Linked DNA regions of Homo sapiens: region 1 is linked to region 2. Evidence: read pairs that join two places in POLR2A ChIA-PET (ENCODE). Cell type or tissue: GM12878. All regions are shown on one strand. Links, peaks and the distances in the headings refer to the core of each region. The heading gives the core; the rest is flanking DNA. Region 1 has its middle 9.5 kb from the start of CYP1A2. Region 2 overlaps CSK (C-terminal Src kinase).

Region 1 (2,805 bases), core at 238-2,737, 58 kb after region 2:
TTAAAACAAGTCCTTCAACACTTGGTACCAGGCCCACCTCCTCCAGGCCCTACTCTGGTCAGAGCCTCCTTCCTTGGGCATGTCTCTCTCCTGGTATGACACCAAGATGCCATATTGCTTTGGTTTTACTCTCCCTCTCCAGCTTGTGAACAACTGAGGCACGCTATGTTTTATTCATTTGATTTTTTTTTTTTGGAGAGTCTTGCTCTGTTGCCCAGGCTGGCGTATAGTGGCACCATCATGGCTCACTGCAGCCTCGACCTCCCGGGCTCAAGCAATCCTCCCCTTCAGTCTCTTGCATAGCTGGGACCACAGGCACACACCACCATGCCTGGCTAATTTTAAAAAATTCTTGTAGATCCAGGGTCTCATCATGTTGCCCAGGCTAGTCTTAAACTCCTGGGCTCAAGCAATCCTCCTGCCTAAGCCTCCCAAATTGCTGGGATCATAGTCGTGAGCCACCACACCCGGCTTCATTTGATTTCTAGTACAGTGCCTGCTGCATAGTGGGTGCTCAACCATATTCTTTGAGCGTAAGTTGTGCAGCCATCCGCTGTTCTAGGAGGAAACTTACAGCAGTAAGGCAGTTCCTGCCTTCAGGGAGGAGACCGCCAATATGCAGGCAAACAGATGAAAAAGATAATTGCAGGCCCGGGTAGTGCTGAAAATCCTTTGTCCTCTAGATCACTCTGCGAGTCTCTGTGTTCTGGGAGGATGACCTCTGCATATTGTCCATGGGCTCCCCGCCCACTGGCTTCTTGTTGGGTTCAGCCAATGGAAGGCACTGGCATAAGATGGGCGGGTAGGAGAAGAATGAGTTTGGGGTTGTTCCCCTCCAGACCCTGTCTGTGAAGACACCTGCTAGGCAGCTCTCCTCTCCTTATAGTGTCTCTCTGGGTTCCTGCCCCTTGCTCCTTCAGGCCCAAGGTGGTGAGGGCTCCCCTCCGTTACTAGTCCATTGGTACTACACTATCCTGGGTTAGTTTCTCTATGCTCTGCCTGCACTTTTGTAAATAGCCCCCTTATTGAATTCTTCTAATAATCCAGTTTGAGTGGATCCTCTGTTTATTACCAGGATCCTGAAAAATGCAGGATCTTTCTGCATTTTTGCACTGCTAATCTTTGAATGCAGCTTCCCCCCACGCTGGCTCCCTTGTGGTCACAAGATGGCTGCGGTAGCTCTGGCCATCACATCATCCACACCTGACAAAGGCCAGAGAGACTAGAGTGTATCTCTTGCCACTTATCCCCCTTTCAGAAAAACTCCCCACACCTTGCAATTATTTAATTTAATTTATTTTATTATTATTATTATTATTATTTTTGAGATGGAGTCTCACTCTGTCGCCCAGGCTGGAGTGCAGTGGCGCGATCTCGGCTCACTGCAAGCTCTGCCTCCTGGGTTCATGCCATTCTCCTGCCTCAGCCTCCCAAGTAGCTGGGACTACAGATGCCTGCCACCATGCCCGGCTAATTTTTTTGTATTTTTAGTAGAGACAGGGTTTCACTGTGTTAGCCAGGATGGTCTTGATCTCCTGACCTCGTGATCTGCCCGCCTCAGCCTCCCAAAGTGCTGGGACTACAGGCGTGAGCAATAGCACCCAGCCTATTATTATTATTATTTTTTGAAGATGAAGTCTCACTGTCACCCAGGCTGGAGTGCAGTAGTACGATCTTGGCTCACTGTAACCTCTGCCTCCTGGGTTCAAGTGACTCTCATGTCTCAGCTTCCCAAGTAGCTGGGATTACAGGTGCATGCCACCACTCCTGGTTAACTTTTGTCTTTTTAGTAGAGACAAGGTTTCACTATGTTGGCCAGGCTGGTCTTGACCTCCTGACCTCAAGTGATAACCCCACCTGGGCCTCCCAAAGTGCTGGGATTACAGGCGTGAGCCACCGTGTCCAGCCTAATTTTAATTTTTAATTTTTGTGGGTACATAGTAGGTGTATATGTTTATGGGGCACATTAAATATTTTGATACAGGCATACAATGTGTAATAACCACATCGGGTTAAATGAGGTATCCATCATCTCAAACATTTATCCTTCCTTTGTGTTACAGACATCTATTCTTTCAGTTATTTAATAATGTACAATAAATTTTCATTGACTAATATGGTTTGGCTGTGTCCCCACTTAAATCTCATCTTGAATTCCCACATGCTGTGGGAGGGACCCAGTGGGAGGTAATTGAATCATGGGGGCAGGTGTTTCCTGTGCTGTTCTCGTGATAGTGAATAAGTCTCATGAGATCTGGTGGTTTTAAAAAGGGGAATTTCCCTGCACAAGCTGTCTTCTCTTGTCTGCCACCATGTGAGATGTGCCTTTCATCTTCTGCCATGATTGTGAGGCCTCCCCACCCACGCGGAACTGTAAGTCCATTAAACCTCTTTCTTTTGTAAATTGCCCAGTCTCGGCTATGTCTTTATCAACAGTGAAAACGGACTAATACATTGACTGTAGCCATCTTGTTGTGCCATCAAATACTAGATCTTATTCATTCTTTCTAACTATATTTTGTACCCATTAATCATCCCTACTCCCTCCCTGCTCCCACTACCCTTCCCAGCCTCTAGTAACCATCATTCTCCTATCTCCATGAGTTCAACTGTTTTAATTTTCAGCTCTCAAATAAGTGAGAACATGTGAAGTTTGTCTCCCCGTGCCTGGCTTATTTGACTCAACATAATGACCTCCAGTTCCATCCGTGTTGCTGCAAATGACAGGATCTCATTGGTTTTTTTTTTTTTTTTTTGAGACGGAGTCTCGCTCTGTCGCCCAGGCTGGAGTGCAGTGGTGTGGTC
Region 2 (2,805 bases), core at 306-2,805:
CCCTCGTGGTCACAGCCTCTGAGCTGGCCTCTGTGAGCCTGGGTGAGGTGCTCTGCCCGGAGAACGAGCCCTGGGTCCCTTCCTGTTGAGACTCCCCCACTTCCCCAGGCCTGTACCTGACTGAGTGCTGGGAAAAAGGGGAGTGGGTTGATCTAAGCTGCATCCTCTCTCCTCTGCTAAGCACCCCGCTGGGGCTGGTGGGAATGCTTGCATGTCCCAGACCCTCACCCCTGTGGTACCTGTATTGCTGACATCTTCTCAGGAGCTCTGGCGTCCCCGAGTCACAGTAAAGCCAACCTGTCACTTGGTACCATTAGAGCTGTGGGGAAGAGCATGAAGACTGAGGAGGGGTGTGAAGAAATGCCCCCCAACTGCTGAGATCTGGCTCCTCACTGGGCATGAACAGGTGCCAAGAGTGTCCTGCGCTGGGATTTGACACATGGGCCATTCTCTCCAGTCCTGGCAGGCTGACGGTACTGGGTAGAGGAGCATGAGGGCTGAGGACCCCCAGGGGCAGAGGGAGCCACCAACCCTAAGGCCACAGGGGGCCTTCCAGGACTGATAGAAAGGAGCAAAGGGGGCTAGTGGGACAATGGACACCTGACCGTCAGCCCCAGGCCTGGTTCCAGCTACTGTTCTGTGGGGAAAGGGGCCCCGGAGCAGCTCTGAGAAGGGGCTATGTGATCTGAGAAAGTCCCTTATGCTCTGTGGGTCCTTGGGTCCTTCACCTGCAAAATCCCGCCCAGGTAGCATCTCTAAACATATACCAACCCCACTTCTAGGTACACACCGAGAGGACACAGGACATGTGTCTGCCTAGACAGGCACAGGAGGGCTACAAGTGGCATGCTTTGTAATAAACCTCAAACTGGGAGCTGCCCAGATGCCGATCCAGAGGAAAATGGATAAACAGTGGCATATTCACAAAAGGGACTACGTACAGCAGTAAACACCAACCATTAAATAAACTCCAACACAAACTCCAACCATTAAATAACACTGATGAATTTCTTTTCTTTTCTTTTTTTGAGATGGAGTCTGGCTCTGTCACCCAGGCTGGAGTGCAGTAGCACAATCTCGGCTCATTGCAACCTCCACCTCCTGAGTAGCTGGGATTACAGGCATGCACCACCACAACCAGCTAATTTTTGTATTTTCAGTAGAGATGGGGTTTCACCATGTTGGCCAGGCTGGTCTCGAACTCCTGACCTCAGGTGATCCACCCACCTCGGCCTCCCAAAATGCTGGGATTACAGGTGCCAGTCACCGTGCCTGGCCAATCCCGATAAATTTCAAAACATAATGATGGCTAGGCACAGTGGCTCACACCTGTAATCTCAGCACTTTGGGAAGCTGAGGCAGACAGATGGCTTAAACCCAGGAGGAGTTCAAGACCAGTCTCGGCAACATGGCGAAACCCGGTCTCTACTAAAGATACAAAAATTAGCCGGGGGTGGTACTGCGTGCTTGTACTCCCAGCTACTCAGGAGGCTGAGGTGGGAGGATCGCTTGAGCCTGGGGAGGTCAAGGCTACAGTGAGCCAAGGTCACACCACTGCACTCCAGCCTGGGCGACAGAGTGAGACCCTGCCTCTAAATGAATGAATAAATAAATAAATAAATAAAATGTTAACCAAGAAGCCAGACACAGGAAAGTACATATTATGTAATTCCATTTGAATAAAGTTCAAAATCTGGCCAAACTAATCCATGCTGTCAGGATAGCTGCTCTTGGGACAGGGAGACTGGAAGGAATGCAAGGGGACCTCTGGGGTTGGTTTTCAGACTGTCTGAGCCCAATCATGAAGTGGGTCCACTCTGTGACAATTCACTGAGCTGTACCATTGCGATCGGCACACTTTTTGGTGTATAGTGCACACTTGAACAACTCGGGTCTGAACTGCGCAGGTCCAGTTACACATGGATTTTTTCTTTTTCTTTTCTTTTTTTTTTTTTTTTGAGAAAGGGTCTCACTCTGTTGCCCAGGCAGGAGTGCAGTGACGTGATCATAGCTCACAGCAGCCTCAAACCCCTGGGTTCAGCCAATCCTCCTGCCTCAGCCTCCTAAGTAGCGATTACCACAGGCATGCGCCACCACACGTGGCTGGATGTTTTTCAGTAAGTTACACTGAGTGTGCCTGCCTTTTCTGCCTTCCTTTCCACCTCCTCCGCCTCCACCTCTGCCACCTCTGTGACGGCAAGACCAACTCTTCCTCTTCCTCCTCAGCCTACTCAATGTGAAGGATGAAGACCTTCATAATGATCCCCTTCGACTTAAAGAATAGTAGATATATTTCCTCTTCCTTATGATTTTCTTTCTTTTTTTTTTTGAGACAGCAAGACTCTGTCGCCCAGGCTGGAACGCAGTGGTGGGGTGACTCACGGCTTACTGCAACTACCTCCGCCTCCCAGGTTCAAGTGATTCTCATGCCTTGACCACCTGAGTAGCTGGGATCATAGGCGTGCGCCAACACAGCAGACCAATTTTTGTATTTTTAGTAGATACAGGGTTTCACCATATTGGCCATGCTGGTCTTGAACTCCTGGCCTCAAGTGATCCGCCTGCCCCAGCCTCCCAATGTGCTGAGATTACAGGTGTGAGCCACTGCACCCGGCCATATGATTTTCTTATTTTATTTTCACTAGCTTACTTTATTGTAAGAATACAGTATATAATATATATAACAAACAAAATGAGTGTCAATCAACTTTATCTACAAGGCTTTCTGACAACAATAGGCTATTAGTAGTTAAGTTTTTGAGGAGTCAAAAGTTAATATATGATTTTTTGACTGCAGGGAGGAGG

Evidence for each region. ChIA-PET counts read pairs that join two places held together with the same protein. Peaks named below come from ENCODE experiments on the same cell type or tissue, not always from the same donor. Only the 100,000 strongest peaks of a DNase experiment are listed, where the experiment ranks them.
Region 1: POLR2A ChIA-PET joins it to region 2 with 6 read pairs; 5 of 35 experiments call an interaction of 5 or more read pairs at or near these places.

Annotation. Positions count from the first base shown.
Region 1 is chr15:74,737,955-74,740,759 of GRCh38, reverse strand. No RefSeq gene overlaps it. Among named protein-coding and RNA genes, the nearest start is that of CYP1A2, 9.5 kb to the left of the region's middle. In GM12878, for the core only: no CTCF peak of the experiment used is centred there; no DNase peak of the experiment used is centred there.
Region 2 is chr15:74,795,747-74,798,551 of GRCh38, reverse strand. It overlaps CSK (C-terminal Src kinase), which reads right to left. Exons shown (of 13, transcript NM_004383.3): 2 at 240-319. The coding sequence starts at 254. Among named protein-coding and RNA genes, the nearest start is that of MIR4513, 8.4 kb to the right of the region's middle. RefSeq lists enhancers at 1-197, 1-425, 391-440. In GM12878, for the core only: no CTCF peak of the experiment used is centred there; no DNase peak of the experiment used is centred there; H3K27ac peaks cover 503 bases.